Linked DNA regions of Homo sapiens: region 2 is linked to region 1. A link is an interaction called in ENCODE POLR2A ChIA-PET data of the cell type or tissue named here. Cell type or tissue: PC-3. All regions are shown on one strand. Links, peaks and the distances in the headings refer to the core of each region. The heading gives the core; the rest is flanking DNA. Region 1 has its middle 31 kb from the start of NFATC2. Region 2 overlaps ATP9A (ATPase phospholipid transporting 9A (putative)).

Region 1 (8,336 bases), core at 181-8,180:
TGACATGCATTACTGGGAGGACTGGGTGAAGCCCCAGCTCTGGTTGCCCCTGGACTGCCCCCTGTCTTTGCAGAAAGGAGGTGTCGCACTTGATTCCATCTGTGGGACCAGTGACCACTGTACCTTGAGGCCTTGTCCTACCCGGCCTGAATCAGCAATGACATGGCCCTCAGCCTGCGCTGCACGGGACCAGCAGCGAGGAATGGGGAGAAAATAAGTCAGAGAAGCAGTGGGAACGCATCTGTGGAGCCCCTGCTCTGTCTGTTAGGCTCTGGGCAGGAGCATTTGCACATCTGGTCTCTATTCCTCAGAGCCACTATTTGAGGTAAGTGTGATTATCTCTGTGTTACATGGAAGAAGACCGAATGTGTCACTTGAGACTCTTTTGGCCACAAGTAATGCAAAACCTGACTCGAACTGGCTTTAACCTTAGGGAACTGTATCTCCTCACTCTCGGGAACTTTAGGGGGAAAGTGGGCTTCAGGAATTGCATGATCAAGGCTCTGGATCTATTTCTCTGCATTTCCTTTGGTTTGCTCCCCTCTGCGTTGGCCTTGCCCTCAGTCTGGCTTTCTTCATGGCAGTAAAATGGCTACTGCCAGCAACCAGCAGCTGGGGCTCCGGTTCTCCAGGTCTCCAGATCTCAAACTCCTGTGGATGAAATAGGAGATGTTGCAAGTGACAGAATATCCAATTCAAAATGGCTTAAGTGAGGAAGAAATGTTTTTATATATGTGAGAAGCTATATGGAGTTTCCTCTAGCTTCAGGGATGGCTGGATTTAGGGGCTCAAATGTCGTCAGCAGCAACCAATCTCTTTCCATCTCCTGGCTCCGTCTTCTCCTGTGACATCTTGCGGTATAGAGTGCAGTGCACCAAGCTGGTGGAGAGCAGTTGCAGATCTTCATCCTCACATCTCAGCAGGAAATAGAGAGAACGTCTGTGTGAGAGACATTTGCTTTCCTGGCAGTTCAAACTACAGTCCTGGGGTGGATTCTCATTGACCCGAGACCATCACCCTGATGCTGATGAGGAGGACTTGGGTCACGTGCCCATCCCAAGCGCTGAGAGAGTCAGCCCCTCTCCAACTGCACAAGCTGAGAGTCAGAAAGGTCTGACCTCAAAGTAAAAATTGGGGCACTATTTCCAGAAGAAGGGGAAGGGGTGGGGCAAAGACAATGACTATGGACAGGGGCCTTCCTGCAGGGTGGATGCCCCTAGCAGGCTCACCCCCAGGCCCCTCCTCCCCAGTCTGGGTTTAGGGTCTTCTGGGACTGAAACCCTGAGACGGTCTTTCTCCTGCTGTTTCATGCTCTGACTTTTTAGCTTTAAGGGGAGAGGATAGTGGCAGACAGTTGCCCTCCCTGCGGCCTTTCATTTGTAATTCCCATTTTGGTTTTTAAGTTTTGTTCTTAAAGCTGATTGAGATGCAATTTTATACTGCCAGCCTGACTACAAGTTGAGTCAACACCATGAAACAGAATCACTTTGAGAGAATCTGACCCACACAGCCAACCTGGTGGACCGATGTGTCTTTGGAGAAGGAAAGAGAAAAAGAAGGAAGGAAGAAAGGGAAGAAGGAAAAGAAATTGTATGTAGATAAACATAATTAATGAAATGTAGACAATCCCCCAAAAGTGCTGCCCGTGTCTCCTGCTCTGTGGGCCGAGTTCTTGATTCACCAGCTCAGGCAGGGGTCCCAGACACTAAAAAGTGGGCTGTAGAAAGCACTTCTAAGGAAATGTCGAACAGTTCCCAAATGCAGACAAGTCGTGGGATCTTCCGGGAGAACTTGGATCTTCCCACATCTGTCTGCTACTGGGAGAAGTTGCTGTGCACACACATGAGCTGAGGGCTGCTACAGTTTTAGGGTAAAAAGATTGACAAATTGGCATACATTTGGCCCTGAAAATGGATGCATCTAAAGTAGCATTAAACTGTCCTCCTAGTTTTCCCTCTAGAGTTGGGGTCAGCAAAATTGGTTTTTTTTTTTTTTTTTTTTTTTAGACGGAGTCTCGCTCTGTCGTCCAGGCTGGAGTGCAGTGGCATGATCTTGGCTCACCGCAACCTCCGCCTCCCGGGTTCAAGCAATTCTCATGCCTTAGCCTCCCAGGTAGCTGGGACTACAGGCGCACGCCACCATGCCCAGCTAATTTTTGTATTTTTAGTAGAGACGGGATTTCACCATGTTGGCCATGATGGTCTCTATCTCCTGACCTCGTGATCCACCCACCTCGGCCTCCCAAAGTGCTGGGATTATAGGCATGAGCCACAGCCCCCGGCCAGCAAACTTTTTTTTGTAAAAGACCCAGATAGTAAATATTTTCAGCTTTGCAGGCCATATGCTCTACTCAATTGTGTCACTCTGCCATTATAGTGTGAAAACAGCCATAGACAATCTGTAAATAAATGTGAGTGGTTGCGTTTCAATAAAACTTTATTTACAGAAACAGGCAATGGACCAGAGCTGGTAAAAAATTTGTCAATCTCTGACCTAGACCAAAGAAATTATAGGAATAGTTTACTCAAAGTCAGGAAGCTGGTATTTTTAAAAATAAACTTTAATAAATTACAGTTCACATACAATGAATTGCATATTTTAAAGGTACAGTTCAATCAGTTTTGACCATCGTCCCAGTCAAAATACAGAACATCTCCATTGCCTTTTGCAATTGATCCCTCCTTCCCCCACCTAACCAACTATTGACTTGACTGCTACCTTGCAAATTGATTTGGACTGTTCCAAAGTTTTGAATGAATGGATTCCTACAGTGCATACTCCTTTGGTCTGGGGAAGCTAGTATTTGAGGCCTTTGTGATCTGTTTGGGGGATCTATTTGGTCACTGTCATGATTAAACTATACTTGTAAGTTTTTTTTGACACGCCACTCTTCAAAGGGCAAAGGTAAAGGCCAATTCCTTTGCCTTTGAATGTGGGCTGGACTTAATGACTTGCGTCTAAGGAATAGGATGTGGTAAAACTGACCGCTGGTCACAGCTTCTGGTTCTGCTGCTTCCCTTTCTCCTCAGTCACTCACTCTGGGAGAAGCCAGCTGCCATGTTGTTAGCACACTCAAGCGGTCCTGAGGAGAGGCCCACATGGGGAGGAACTGAAGCCTCCTGCCTATAGCCAGCACTAACTTGACAGCCATGAAAGGGAGCCATTTAGGAAGTGGATTCTTCAGCCCCAGTCCAACCTTCAGATGACTGCAGCCCTGGCTGACATCTTGACTTCAACACAATGAAGAAGCCAGAGCCCAACTAAGCAGCTCTTGAATTTCTGACTCATTGAAGTAATGAGAGATGATACATGTTTATGAATGCATCAAGACACTAAGTTTTGGACTGATGTATTATGCAGCAAGAGATTACTAATACAGTTACTGACACATTGACTCCATCCATTCATCCATCCATCCACCTACTTCCTCATTCATGCATTCATTCATTCATTCATTCATTCAACAAATATTGATTTCTTGACAATGATTTAATAGCGAACACTTCTGCATTGTGTACGGTTTTATTCTAAGCATGTTTCTTATATTAACTTACTTAGTATTGCCACTTTGCAGATGAGGAGACTTGCTCCCTGAAAGGTTGAGTCACTTGCCTACAGTCCCATGGCCCGTGGGCGGTAGATCCCAGTTTGAACACAGAGCCCATAGTGATCACTGCTGCACTAGGTGCTTCTCTCCCCTCTGCCCTGGCTTGTCTCCAGGGAGATATCTACCATGGCACCTGTGGGTTCACCTGCTCCCACATCTGTTGCCCTGCAATAGGGTGGAAGACTGTATCTTTTCTGTGTGTTGCTGGGCCCAGAGCAGGACCTCAACAGACGTGTGTTGACTGATTGACTGATCAGCTGGAGGGAAGATGGATGCAGCATGCCCTGGCAATGCAAGCCCGGGGGACCCTGAAGAGCACTGGCAGGGCCCTCTGCTGTGGATAGGGCAGCCCATCCTAGAACCTGCTCTCCCTGTGCCAAATCAGGGCTCAGAGCACAGAGAGCTCCAGAATAAGAACAACCACGCCCCTGCTCAGTGGCCCAGAGCCACCGGCTGAGGTTGGGGATGAGCTCTGTTTACCTTGGAAGGCCCAACCTCTTTTGTAACACTCACTCATTGTTGCTGGGAGCCCAAAAATACTTTTATTAATGGAAAAACAGGGATGGCTCCACAAAGAAATATTTTGACAAGCCCAGAGGAGCCAGCAGGAGGGTTCAGAGCATATCCTCAGGAAGCTGGGGTTTCTTATCTTCCAGGGAGCCCACGGAGGGGAAAAGTGCAGCACGCTTCTCCTGGCAGAGCAACCACCCCGTTTCCATGTGGGGCTCCCAGGCACGGCTTCCTGGGCTGGACTGTGCTGAGGTGGCTTTCTGCAACATGGCCCATTACCAGCTTATGCCCCACTCTGGATACAGCTCCCCAGGGCCCATTGGCTTTATTCCTGGGTCACTGCTCCATCCACGTGTTCTCCCTCATGGCCTGTTTCCTCTGAGTGCTAATGAAGGCTTGGAGCTCCTTAGACATCTTTCTGGGCTTGCCGTGGTCCCAGGCACCCACAGAGCCTAAGGTTCTTATATCTGCCAGGTGCTATTTTAAGCACCATTCCATGTGCTAACTCATTTCATCCTCACAACAGCTCTCCAATGGGTAATATTACTTTCATTTTGTACCCGAGGAAACCCAGGCACAGAGAAGTTAAGTAACCTGCCAAAGGCCACCCAGCTAGGGAGAAGCAGAGCTGGGATCTGAACACAGACCAGCTGGCCCTGGAGCCTGACTCTTTATTTTATTTTATTTTATTTTATTTCATTATTATTATACTTTAAGTTTTAGGGTACATGTGCACAATGTGCAGGTTAGTTACATATGTTTACATGTGCCATGCTGGTGTGCTGCACCCATTAACTTGTCATTTAGCATTAGGTATATCTCCTGAAGCTATGACTCTTTTTTTAAGATGGAGTCTTGCTCTGTCCCCCAGGCTGGAGTGCAATGGCACAGTCTAGGCTCACCGCACCCTCTGCCTCCTGGGTTCAAGCGATTCTCCTGCCTCAGCCTCCCGAGTAGCTGGGATTACAGGTGCCCGCCACCACACCGGGCTAATTTTTGTATTTTTAGTAGAGATGGGATTTCACCATGTTGGCCAGGCTGGTCTCAAACCCCTGACCTTGTGATCTGCCCGCCTCAGCCTCCCAAAGTGCTGGGATTACAGGCGTGAGCCACTGTGCCCGGCCGAGCCTGACTCTTAACTTCAGCTATGGCCATCTTTCTAAAGTGCATATCTGTTCGTGTCACTCAGAGTCCCCATACTCGATGGTTCTTCATTACTCTTAGAATCCATATTGGTTAGGGCACAGGTTTAGCTGTCGTACTAAAGATCCCTAGACAGCAATGGCTTAAGTAAGTTAGATATTTATTTCGCTCTCAAGAAGAATGTGGGTGGAGATCTAGGGTTGCTGTGGAGGCTCCCTGGTCATTAGGGACCTGAACTCCTTCTATCTGTCAGCTCTGTCTTCCTTAACACAGTTTCTACCTCATGGCCCATGATGGCTGCTCAAGCTCTTACCATCAAATCCATATTTTAGCGGGAAGGAGAGAAGGGAAAGTGGAGAATATGTCCCACCTCTTTAAAGGTTTGATTTCCAGCTCTTCCACTATGTGGCCTAGGGCAAGTCATTTGGCCTCTCTTGTCATCTGTGAAAAGGGGAAATATTTGAATTTTCAAAGGCTAGGAGGATTAGACAAGCTAATACATGTTGATATGGTTTGGTTGTGTCCCCACCCAAATCTCACCTTGAATTGTAGTTTCCATAATCCCCACGTCATGGGAGGGATCCAGTGGGAGGTAATTGAATCATGGAATTGGTTACCCTCATGCTGTTCTTGTGATAGTGAGTGAGTTCTCACGAGATCTGATGGTTTTATAAGGGGTTTTTCTCCCTTTTGCTGGGCACTTCTCCTTGCTGCTGCCATATGAAGAAGGACACGTTTGCTTCCCCTTCTGCCATGATTGTAAGTTTCCTGAGGCCTCCCAGCCATGTGAAACTGTGAGGTCAATTAAATCTCTTTCCTTTATAAATTACCCAGTCTTGGGTATGTCTAATGAAAACAGACTAATACACATGTCAAGCACTTGGAATAGGACAAAGTGCAACGTGAATACTCAATAAATTTTAGCGACTATGATTATGGATTGACTCTGTTTAGATGTCACTGCTCTTGAAGGCCTACCCCAGCACCCCAACGTGACCAGGTTTTGTGCCCTCCCACATATTTCTCGGCTCCCAAGCCTCCTCCATCCTTGCACTTGCCCACTGTTTTGTACTGTCAGTTGACCTCTCTCGCCCCGACTGCATGAACTCCCTGAAGAGATTAATTTCTGTCTTGTTTTCTGTCTGTATCTTCAGCATGAAGTTCAGGGCCCCATGGCAGTGCCCAGAAAACTTGTCAAATGCATGAAAAAAATGACTCTTTCTGGTGATGGCAGGCTCCCTATTTTACAGGATACTGCCTCAGGGCCTTTGCACGTCTTGTTCTCGCAGCTTGCAATGCATTTTCTCAGCTGTCTGCATGGCCAGCTCCCTTAAGCCATTCAGTTCTCCTCAGTGTCACCTCTTCTGTGAAGTCTTCCAGACCACCCTGACTAAAAAAGGCTCCTTTCCCCAGCCCTCCATATCTTCCTGCTCTCCTTTATGTGTTTTTCTTGGCACACGTCACCACTCAACTGTGTTGTCTATATTTGTGTGTTTCCTCTGAGTCTCCCCGCTAGACTGAAAGCCTTGTAGGGCAGCACCTGCATCTGTTTTGCTCGCAGCTGCATCCCAAGTGCTTGGAATATTTTAGGTACATGACAATGTCTATTGAATGAATACACAAAGGAAGAAGATAGCCTGTCTGATTTTTAAAATATAAGAAAAAATAGTCTAGCTATAGGTACTTCAGTCCTTTCCTTTCACAGGAGAGATGCTTGATGTTTCAAGGTTCACTCTCAAAAAACTGCAAACGAGATACCGCCCCGCTTCTTCTACCCACAGAGGGAGAAAGACAAGCCAAGCTGATCGCAGCCTCTAGGGCCAAAAGCCAATTCCCTCTCACTCCACGTCAGCTCTCCAGCTTCTAGGAAAATCTTCTCCATCTCTGAGGGCCGGGGCGTTCCTAGGGCTGCCGCTGGCCACTGTCACATCTCAGTTCAGCAGCTGGGAGCAGCGAGGGAGCCCCGTGGATGGGCAGGCTGTCACCGGAAACTTGCTGTCAGCAGCCCTGTGAGCTGCCGAGGAACATCGGGGTTCTCTCCAAATGCCTCAGAAACCTCCCTGTTGGGTTACATTCTGTCTTGGGGGACCCTGGGATTACCACAGTTCTTTGCAGCAGCCAGCGGCTGATTGGGAGGTAGCAAGATTCAGCACTTCTGAGTTGGAAAAAGCGGCGCCGGGTATTATTTTGGGAACAGTCAGTCATGAGAACCTCCAAGAGCTGATCAGGGAGGCTATTAAAAGCAAGACAATGTATTTTGAAACGAACCCGGCTGGGGAGACACCTCACTCTCTGCCACAACCATGGAACTGGGAGTTCTTTCCGGATGAGGTGAAACTTTCCATCGCTAGGAGATGGGGAAGGCCTCCCCAGCTGCCAGCCACCGCCCCGTTCCTTCTCCTCTGCCAACCCCAGCTGAGCACCTCACCCACCTCCTCGGCCATGTGACGGAGCGAGGGTTCTCTCCAGCGGGCTGAGCAGGTGGCCAGACCATCATGGTTGTGCCTGTCGTTCATTCATTCACCAAACATAGACAGGACCTGGGAGTCTGGCTCTGGAGCCAGGCTGCCACTCTCCACATTCACACTCTGTCGCTTACTATTTGCTGACCTTGGGCCTCTCTGCCTCAGTTTGTCCCGCCCCTCCTGCAAAATGGGGATAATAGTGGCCTTCATCTTAGAGAATTGTTGTGAGACCCAAATGAGTTAGTCCCTGTGTCCGTCACAGATGCTAGATAGGATAATTGACTGAGTACCACCCGTTCCAGACACCATGCCAAGTCCCGAGTAAGACAGACATGGCCCTATTTTCCTAGTCTAGCGGAGAGATGAGTCATAACCAAGTAAACAAACAGATGAGACAATTTCATATTGTGTTATTCACTCAACAAACATTTTTGAGGTCCGACCGTATGCCAGGCATCATTCTAGGTGCTGAGGACACGGCAGGGAATAAAACAAAGTTCCTGCCTTCGTAGAGTTGATATTTTAGTTGGGAGGCAAAGGAGACATAGAATACACAAATGAATATGTAATTTATTTGTGGTAAGTGATAAATGCTATAAAGAAATATGACA
Region 2 (8,336 bases), core at 149-8,148, 150 kb before region 1:
ACTGAGTCTCCCTCTGTTGCCCAGGCTGGTGCACAATGGCGTGATCTCGGCTCACTGCAACCTCCACCTCCCGGGTTTAAGTGATTCTCCTGCCTCAGCCTCCTGAGTAGCTGGGATTACAGGCACGTGCTCCCATGTCCGGCTACTTTTTTTATTTTTTAGTAGAGACAGGGTTTCATCATGTTGGCCAGGCTGGTCTTGAACTCCTGACCTCGTGATTCATCCGCCTCGGCTTCCCAAATTGCTGGGATTACAGGCGTGAGCCACTGTGTGCGGCCATTTAACTTTTTAAAAATTATTTTTTATTTTATTTTTTGAGATGGGGTTTCACTTTTTATTTTTTGAGGTGGGGGACTCATTGTCACCCAGGCGAGAGTGCAGTGACATGATCTTGGCTCACTACTATCTCCGCCTCCTGGGCTCAATTGATCCTCCCACTTCAGCCTCCTGAGTAGCTGGGACTACGGGTGCATGCCACCACTCTTGGCTAATATTTGTATTTTTTGTAGTGATGGGGTTTTACCATGTTGCCATGGCTGGTCTCGAACTCTTGAGCTCAAGCCATTTGCCAACCTCGCCCTCCCAAAGTGCTGGGATTACAGGCATGTACCACCACGTCTGGACATGCTGTGGACGTAACTTTTTTTTTTTTTGAGATGGAGTTTTGCTCTGTCACCCAGGCTGGAGTGTAGTGGCGCGATCTCAGCTCACTGCAACGTCTGCCTCTTGTGTTCAAGCGATTCTCTTGCCTCAACCTCCTGAGTAGCCTATAGGTGCCTGGCTAATTTTTTGTATTTTTGTAGAGACGGGGTTTCACCTTGTTGGGCAGGATGGTCTTGATATCCTTACCTCGTGATCCGCCTGCCTCAGCCTCCCAAAGTGCTGGGATTACAGGTGTGAGCCTCTGCGCCTGGCTGGACATAACTTTTTATTTCTTTTTGCACTCAACCTTATAGCATAAGCATTTTCCGCAAAAACCTCCTCCTAAACAACAGAGCAAGGCTCCGTCTCAAAAAAAAAAAAAAAAAAAAAAAAAAAGAAATAACACAGTCTGGACGCAGTGGCTTAGGTCTGTAATCCCAACACTTTGGGAGGCTGAAGTGGGAGGATCGCTTGAGCCCAGGAGTTCAAGGCCAGCCTGGGCAACATAGGGAGACCCTGTCTCTACAAATAGCAAAAAATTTAGCTGGGCATGGTGGTGCATGCTTGTGGTTTCAGCTACTTGGGAGGCTGTGACAGGAGGATCGCCTGAGCCCAGGAATTCGAGGCTGCAGTGAGCTACGATCACGCCACTGGACTCCAGGCTGGGTGACAGAGCGAGACCTGGTCTCAAAAAACAAAACCAAACCCCAAAACACACATAACATAGTTGATGCCCCTGTGTGCCCCTCCATGTTAGATTTTACCCCTTCCCCAGGAAGTAACTACTCTTCTGAATTTGGTATTTACAATTTCCATGTATATCATTATTTACTCTTTCTTTTACAAATGATACTTTTATTACCCATGTATGTTTTTCTAAACAACATATGGAAGTGTTTAAGCTCTATGTGAAAAGTATAGTGTAAATTGTATTATAAAGCAGGATTTTTTTTTTTTTTTTTTTTTTTTTTTGAGACAGAGTTTCGCTCTTGTTGCCCAGGTTGGAGTGCAATGGTGCGATCTTGGCTCACTGCAACTTCCTCCTCCCGGGTTCAAGCAATTCTCCTGCTTCAGCCTCCTGAGTAGCTGGGATTATAGGTGCCTGCCACCACGCCTGGCTAATTTTTGTAGTTTTAGTAGAGACAGGGTTTCGCCATGTTGGTCAGGCTGGTCTCGAATCCTGACCTCAGGTGATCCGCTCGCCTCGGCCTCCCAAAGTTCTGGGATTATAGGCGTGAACCACCACGCCTGGCTGCAGGAATGTTTTTAGATGTTATTCATTTCCCACCAAATGTTCCAGATCTCATCAGACAAGCCCTGAATGTCTTTCTCTGTTGTCTCCCTCCATTCCAGGTGCTGTTCAACCAGTTCAAATACTTTTTCAACCTCTATTTCTTACTTCTTGCCTGCTCTCAGTTTGTTCCCGAAATGAGACTTGGTGCACTCTATACCTACTGGGTTCCCCTGGTAAGTTAATCGGCATTGTTTGTTCAGTAACCTTAGAGGTTTGGAAACAGAAAGTTCTTTGTTTCTCTCACTTAGGCATCTGGAATGGGATGGTGGCCTTGTAAGGGAAAGGATGCCCTTAGGCCAATACATTGGGAGTCTCTGAGACTTTAACGTTGAAGCTCCATTTCATATACCGCCTGGATCAAACTATAGCAAAGCCTGTGCCGTTCATTTATTCATTTAGCTGTTGGGTCTTGCATTATCTCAACAAGGATTTATTGTATGTTTATTGTATATGGCACAAGTCTAGACTCTGGGAACACAGAGGTAAATGAGAAAGACAAATCCCCTGTCCTCATGGATTATATCACAGGTTGAGCATCCCAAATCCAAAATCTCAAATGGTCTAAAATCTGGCCAGGCACGGTGGCTCATGCCTGTAGTCCTAGCACTTTGGGAGGCCGAGGTGGGAGGATTACCTGAGGCCAGGAGTTTGAGACCAGCCTGGGCAACATGGTGAAACCCATCTCTACTAAAAATATAAAAATTAGTGGGGTGTGGTGGGACGTGCCTGTAGTCCCAACTACTTGTGAGGCTGAGGCAGGAGAATCGCTTGAACCTGAGAGGCAGAGGTTGCAGTAAGTTGACATCACGCCACTGCACTCCAGCCTGGGTGATGGAGAGAGACCTGTCTCAAAACAAAAACAAAAACAAACAAAAAAATTCCAAATAAATAAATGTAAAATCTAAAACTTTTGAGCACTAACATGGGACTCAAACGAAATGCTCACTGGAGCATTTTGGATTTCAGATTTTTGGATTTGAGATGCTTAACTGGTAAGGATGGCACAGATGTCCCCCAATCTGGAAACATCTGCAATCTCAAACACTTCGGCTCCCAAGCATTCTGCATCAGGGATGCTCACCTTGTATTTGAATTGTTTCCTGGGATCACATTTTCTTTTTAACCAATGTAGAGTATTTGAGTGTGAGGGGTTGGAAAAGTAGCAGAATCTATGCTTTTGTGCATGCGATGTGTAGCAGAACCGAGTAGCCCCTCTGTTCCTTCCCTCGCCTCCTTTTCTTTCTCCATTGATTTGGCAGATGGTGGTTGAGCACCTGCTGTGTGCCAGGCCCTGTGCTGGGTTCTGGGGGTGCAGCAATGAACAGAGTAGACAAATATTTCTGCCCTGTGGGGCTGACATTCAGAAGGGATAGACAATAAACCAGTAAATGAAATTGTTACAAATTGTGAAAAGTGCTCTGAAGGTAACAGAATAAGGTCGTAGGACAGATGGGGTATCCCAGATACATTTAGTATTTTTTACATGAATGAAGGTGAAGGGTAGGAGATGTGAAGGGGCAGCCTTAGCCTGTGTGGCTGTGAAAGGCCTCCTGAGGAGTGATGGGAAGGAGACTATTCCAGGGGGCAGTGATGCAAAGGCCCTGCAGCAGGCATGTGCTTAGAGCATTTGAGAAACAGAAAGAGGTCCAATGTAACTGAGCTATGGAGAGGGCAGAATAGATACCCTTTTTTCTCCAAACTGAGGTATTATGAAATGCAGTTGCTGTTTATATTCTCAACAAGTGGGACCCAGGGGGGGAACGCTTGGATTCTCTGTTCATAAATCTCATTAACGTTTTTATTTTTATTTATTTATTTTTGAGATGGAGTTTCGCTCTTATTGCCCAGGTTGGAGTGCAGTGGCGCAATTTCAGCTCACCACAACCTCTGCCTCCTGGGTCCAAGCGATTCTTCTGCCTCAGCCTCCCGAGTAGCTGGGATTACAGGTGCCCGCCACTGTGCCCAGCTAATTTTTTGTATTTTTAGTAGAGATGGGTTTCACTCTGTTGGCCAGGCTGGTCTCAAACGACTGACCTCAGGCGATCCACCCACCTCGGCCTCCGAAAGTGCTGGGATTATAGGCGTGAGACACTGCACCTGGCTCTATTTTTATTTTTAATTAAAGAATTTGCTTTTAGGCCGGGCACGGTGGCTCACACCTGTAATTCCAGCATTTTGAGAGGCTGAGATGGGCGGATCAAGAGGTCAAGAGATCAAGACCATCCTGGCCAACATGGTGAAACCCTGTCTCTATTAAAAATACAAAAATTAGCTGGGCTTGGTGGCATGCACCTGTAGTCCCAGCTACTCAGGAGACTGAGGCAGGAGAATCGCTTGAATCCGGGAGGCGGAGGTGGCAGTGAGCGCCACTGTACTCCAGCCTGGTCAACAGAGCGAGACTCCGTCTCAAAAAAAAAAAAAAAAAAAAGAATTTGCTGTTGCCCAGGCTGTAGTGCAGTGTGCAATCATAGCTCACTGCAGCCTTGAATTCCTATGCTAAAGGAATCCTCCTGCCCCAGCCCCCTGTGTGGCTGGGACTACAGGCACATGCCACCATGCCTGGATAATTTTTTTTTTAATTCATTTTTTTTCCTATAGGTTATTGGGGTACAGGTGGTATGTTGTTACATGAGTAAGTTCTTTAGTGGTGATTTGTGAGATTTTGGCACACTCATCACCCGAGCAGTATACACTGCACCCTATTTGTTATGTTTTATCCCTTGCCTCCCTCCCCACTCTTTTCCCCAAGTCCCCAAAGTCCATTGCATCATTCTTATGCCTTTGTGTCCTCATAGCTTAGCTCCCACATATTAGTGAAAACATATGATGTTTGGTTTTCCATTCCTGAGTTACTTCACTTCGAATAATAGTCTCCAGTCTCATCCAGGTCACTGCAAATGCTGTTAATTCATTCCTTTTTATGGGTGAGGAGTAGTCCATTGAATATATATACCACAGTTTATTTATCCACTCGTCGATTGATGGGCATCAATCTCTACTAAAAATACAAAAAATTAGCTGGGCATGGTGGCGGGCGTCTGTAATCCCAGCTACTGGGGTTGGTTCCACGATTTTGCAATTGTGAATTGTGCCACTATAAACGTGTGTGCAAGTATCTTTTTCGTATAATGACTTCTTTTCCTCAGGGTAGAACCCAGTAGTGGGATTGGTGGATCAATGGTAGTTCTTCTTTCAGTTCTTTAAGGAATCTCCACACTGTTTTCCATAGTGGTTGTATTTACATTCCCACCAGCAGTGTAGAAGTGTTCCCTGTTCACTGCATACACGCCAACATCTACTGTTTTTTGATTTTTAGATTATGGCCATTCTTGCAGGAGTAAGGTGGTATCGCATTGTGGTTTCGATTTGCATTTCCCTGATCATTAGTGATGTTGATCATTTTTTCATATGTTTGTTGGCCATTTGTGTATCTTCTTTTGAAAATTGTCTATTCAAGTCCTTAGTCCACTTATTGATGGGATTGTTTGTTTTTTTCTTACTGATTTGTTTGAGTTCTTTGTAGATTCTGGATGTTAGTCCTTTGTCAGACGTATAGATTGTGAAGATTTTCTCCCACTCTGTGGGTTGTCTGTTTACTCTGCTGACTGTTCCTCTTGCCGTGTAAAAGCTCTTCAGTTTAGTTAAGTCCCAACTATTTATCTTTGTTTTTATTGCATTTGCTTTTGGGTTCTTGGTCATGAAATCCTTGCCTAAGCCAATGTCTAGAAGGGTTTTTCCAATGTTACCTTCTAGAACTTTTATAGTTTCAGGACTTAGATTTAAGTCCTTAATCCATCTTGAGTTGATTTTTTGTATAAGATGAGAGATGAGGATCCAGTTTCATTCTCCTACATGTGGCTAGCCAGTTATCCCAGCACCATTTGTTGAAAAGGGTGTCCTTTCCCCCACTTTACGTTTTTGTTTGTTTTGTTGAAGAGCAGTCGGCTGTAAGTATTTGGGTTTATTTCTGGGTTCTCTATTCTGTTCCATTGATCTATGTGCCTATTTTTATACCAGTACCATGCTGTTTTGGTGACTATGGCCTTATAGTAGAGCTTGAAATCAGGTAGTGTGATACCTCCAGATTTGTTCTTTTTGCTTAGTCTTGCTTTCACTATGCAGGCTCTTTTTTGGTTCCATATGAATTTTAGAATTGTTTTTTCTTTTTTCTTTTTCTTTTTTTTTTTTTTTGAGATGGAGTCTTGCTCTGTCACCCAGGCTGGAGTGCAGTGGTGTGATCGTGGCTCACTGTAAGCTCCGCCTCCCAGGTTCATGCCATTCTCCTGCCTCAGCCTCCCGAGTAGCTGGGACTACAGGCGCCTGCCACCACGCCTGGCTAATTTTTTTGTATTTTTAGTAGAGAGGGGGTTTCACCTGTGTTAGCCAGGATGGTCTCGATCTCCTGACCTCGTGATCCACCCACCTTGGCCTCCCAAAGTGCTGGGATTACAAGCATGAGCCACTGCGCCTGGCCCAAGAATTGTTTTTTCTAATTCTGTGAAGAACGATGCTCTTGGCTAATTTTAAAGCTTTGTGTAGAGACAGGATCTCATTATGTGGCACATACTCATCTCCAACTCCTGGGCTCAGGAATCCACCTACCTTGGCCTTCCAAGGTGCTAGGATTACAGATATGAGCCGACACGCCCAACTTATTAAATTTTTTTGACTAAGAGAAAGTTGTAAACATAAAAAAGATTTAGGCTCTCCTTAAAGAAACAAAAACAATAAACCTTTTTGCTGTTGGCAGTAGGTGAGGGATGATAAGGATTTGGTGTAGACGTGCTTGTGGAGTGGAGGAAGCCAGATGCTCAGGGACCAGGGAGTGGGCGTGCATACGCCGTACGTGCCATGTTATCAGACAAGTGATGCCAGCAGCTCTTGCCCTGAGAAGAGGAAGGGAGGTCATTTCTTCCACACAAACAATGCAGGTGCTTCTGAAATGACGAGAATAGTTCTTTTCTGCTCTGAGTCATTTTGGGGTGAAGTAGCATCCTGAGAGCTAGAGAGGCCCTTTATCCAAGCATCCCTTCCCCTCTGATAACAGACATTCCTGCCTGTATCAGGTGGCATGCTTAACCAACTGCCAGGTGGTGCCTGCGCCTTTAAGCACTGATATTGTGATCATCAGGAAACGGTTTTTGTTTTTGTTTTTTGTGAGACAGAGTCTCGCTGTGTCGCCTAGATTGGAGTGCAATGGCGCGATATCGGCTCACTGTAGCCATCACCTCCCGGGTTCAAACGATTCTCATGCCTCAGCCTCCTCAGTAACTGGGATTACAGGCAGCCACTACCACACCCGGCTAATTTTTGTATTTTTAGTAGAGACGAGGTTTCACCATGGTGGCCACGCTGCTATCAAACTCCTGACCTCAAGTGATCCGTCCACCTTGACCTCCCAAAGCTGGGATGACAGGTGTGAGCCACTGCGCTAGGCCTAGGAAACTGTTGGGCTTTACCTTATAAACTGAGATGCCCTAGAGCTGGGCTGATGCAGTAAAGCCCTGGGAGAATGAGAAGCTCCTGTCGGCTACTCTGCCCAGTCAGGTACAAACAGGGACCAGGAGTTGCCAGACCCAAGAGTTACAAACTCTATAGTTTTATGTGAAATACTCTAACTTCATTTTAGTTTTTTAGTTCCATAACTGTTTACTGTATACTTACATAAAAATCAAACCATAAGTTACTTTAACAAAGTTGGTCTACAATGTATATAAAATAACATTTATCATACTGCCTTTTATTGGTTATCTTTTTAAAGTGTAGTTATTTGAAAGGTAGTACATTCACATGACTCAAGAAATATACAAATGTTCCTTTTGAAGAATCTACTTCCATCCAGTTTTGCAATACTTTCATTTCTTGTCCTTCCCTCCAGAGTTGCTTATGAACAAAGTACAATGAATAAAAATTCTTACAACTTTCTTTTTATTGATTGATTCATTGAGAGTCTCACTCACTGTCACCCAGGCTGGAGTGCAGTGGCATGATCTGGGCTAACTGCAACCTCTGCCTCTCGGGTTCAAGTGATTCTCCTGCCTCAGTCTCCTGAGTAACTGGGATTACAGGTGTGTGCCATCACGCCCAGTTAATTTTTGTATTTTTAGTAGAGATGGGGGTTTCACCATTTTTGGCCAGGCTGGTCTCGAACTCCTGACCTTAAGTGATCCTCTCGCCTTGGCCTCCCAAAGTATTGGGATTATAGGCGTGAGCCACTGTGCCCAGCCCGTTTCTTCTTCCCCCCCCTTTTTTTTTTTTTTGAGACAGAGTCTTGATCTGTTGCCAGGCTGGAGTGCAGTGGTGCGATCTTGGCTCACTGCAACCTCTGCCTCCTGGGTTCAAGCGATTCTCCGGCCTCAGCCTCCCAAGTAGCTGGGACTACAGGTGCGTGCCACCACGC

The links. Peaks named below come from ENCODE experiments on the same cell type or tissue, not always from the same donor. Only the 100,000 strongest peaks of a DNase experiment are listed, where the experiment ranks them.
Region 2: POLR2A ChIA-PET joins it to region 1 with 6 read pairs; 2 of 35 experiments call an interaction of 5 or more read pairs at or near these places.

What each region holds. Positions count from the first base shown.
Region 1 is chr20:51,569,773-51,578,108 of GRCh38, reverse strand. No RefSeq gene overlaps it. Among named protein-coding and RNA genes, the nearest start is that of NFATC2, 31 kb to the right of the region's middle. RefSeq lists an enhancer at 7,260-7,760. In PC-3, for the core only: no CTCF peak of the experiment used is centred there; DNase peaks (open chromatin) are centred at 4,078 and 8,128.
Region 2 is chr20:51,719,592-51,727,927 of GRCh38, reverse strand. It overlaps ATP9A (ATPase phospholipid transporting 9A (putative)), which reads left to right. Exons shown (of 28, transcript NM_006045.3): 3 at 1,996-2,109. Among named protein-coding and RNA genes, the nearest start is that of ATP9A, 45 kb to the left of the region's middle. In PC-3, for the core only: no CTCF peak of the experiment used is centred there; a DNase peak (open chromatin) is centred at 2,167; H3K27ac peaks cover 4,227 bases.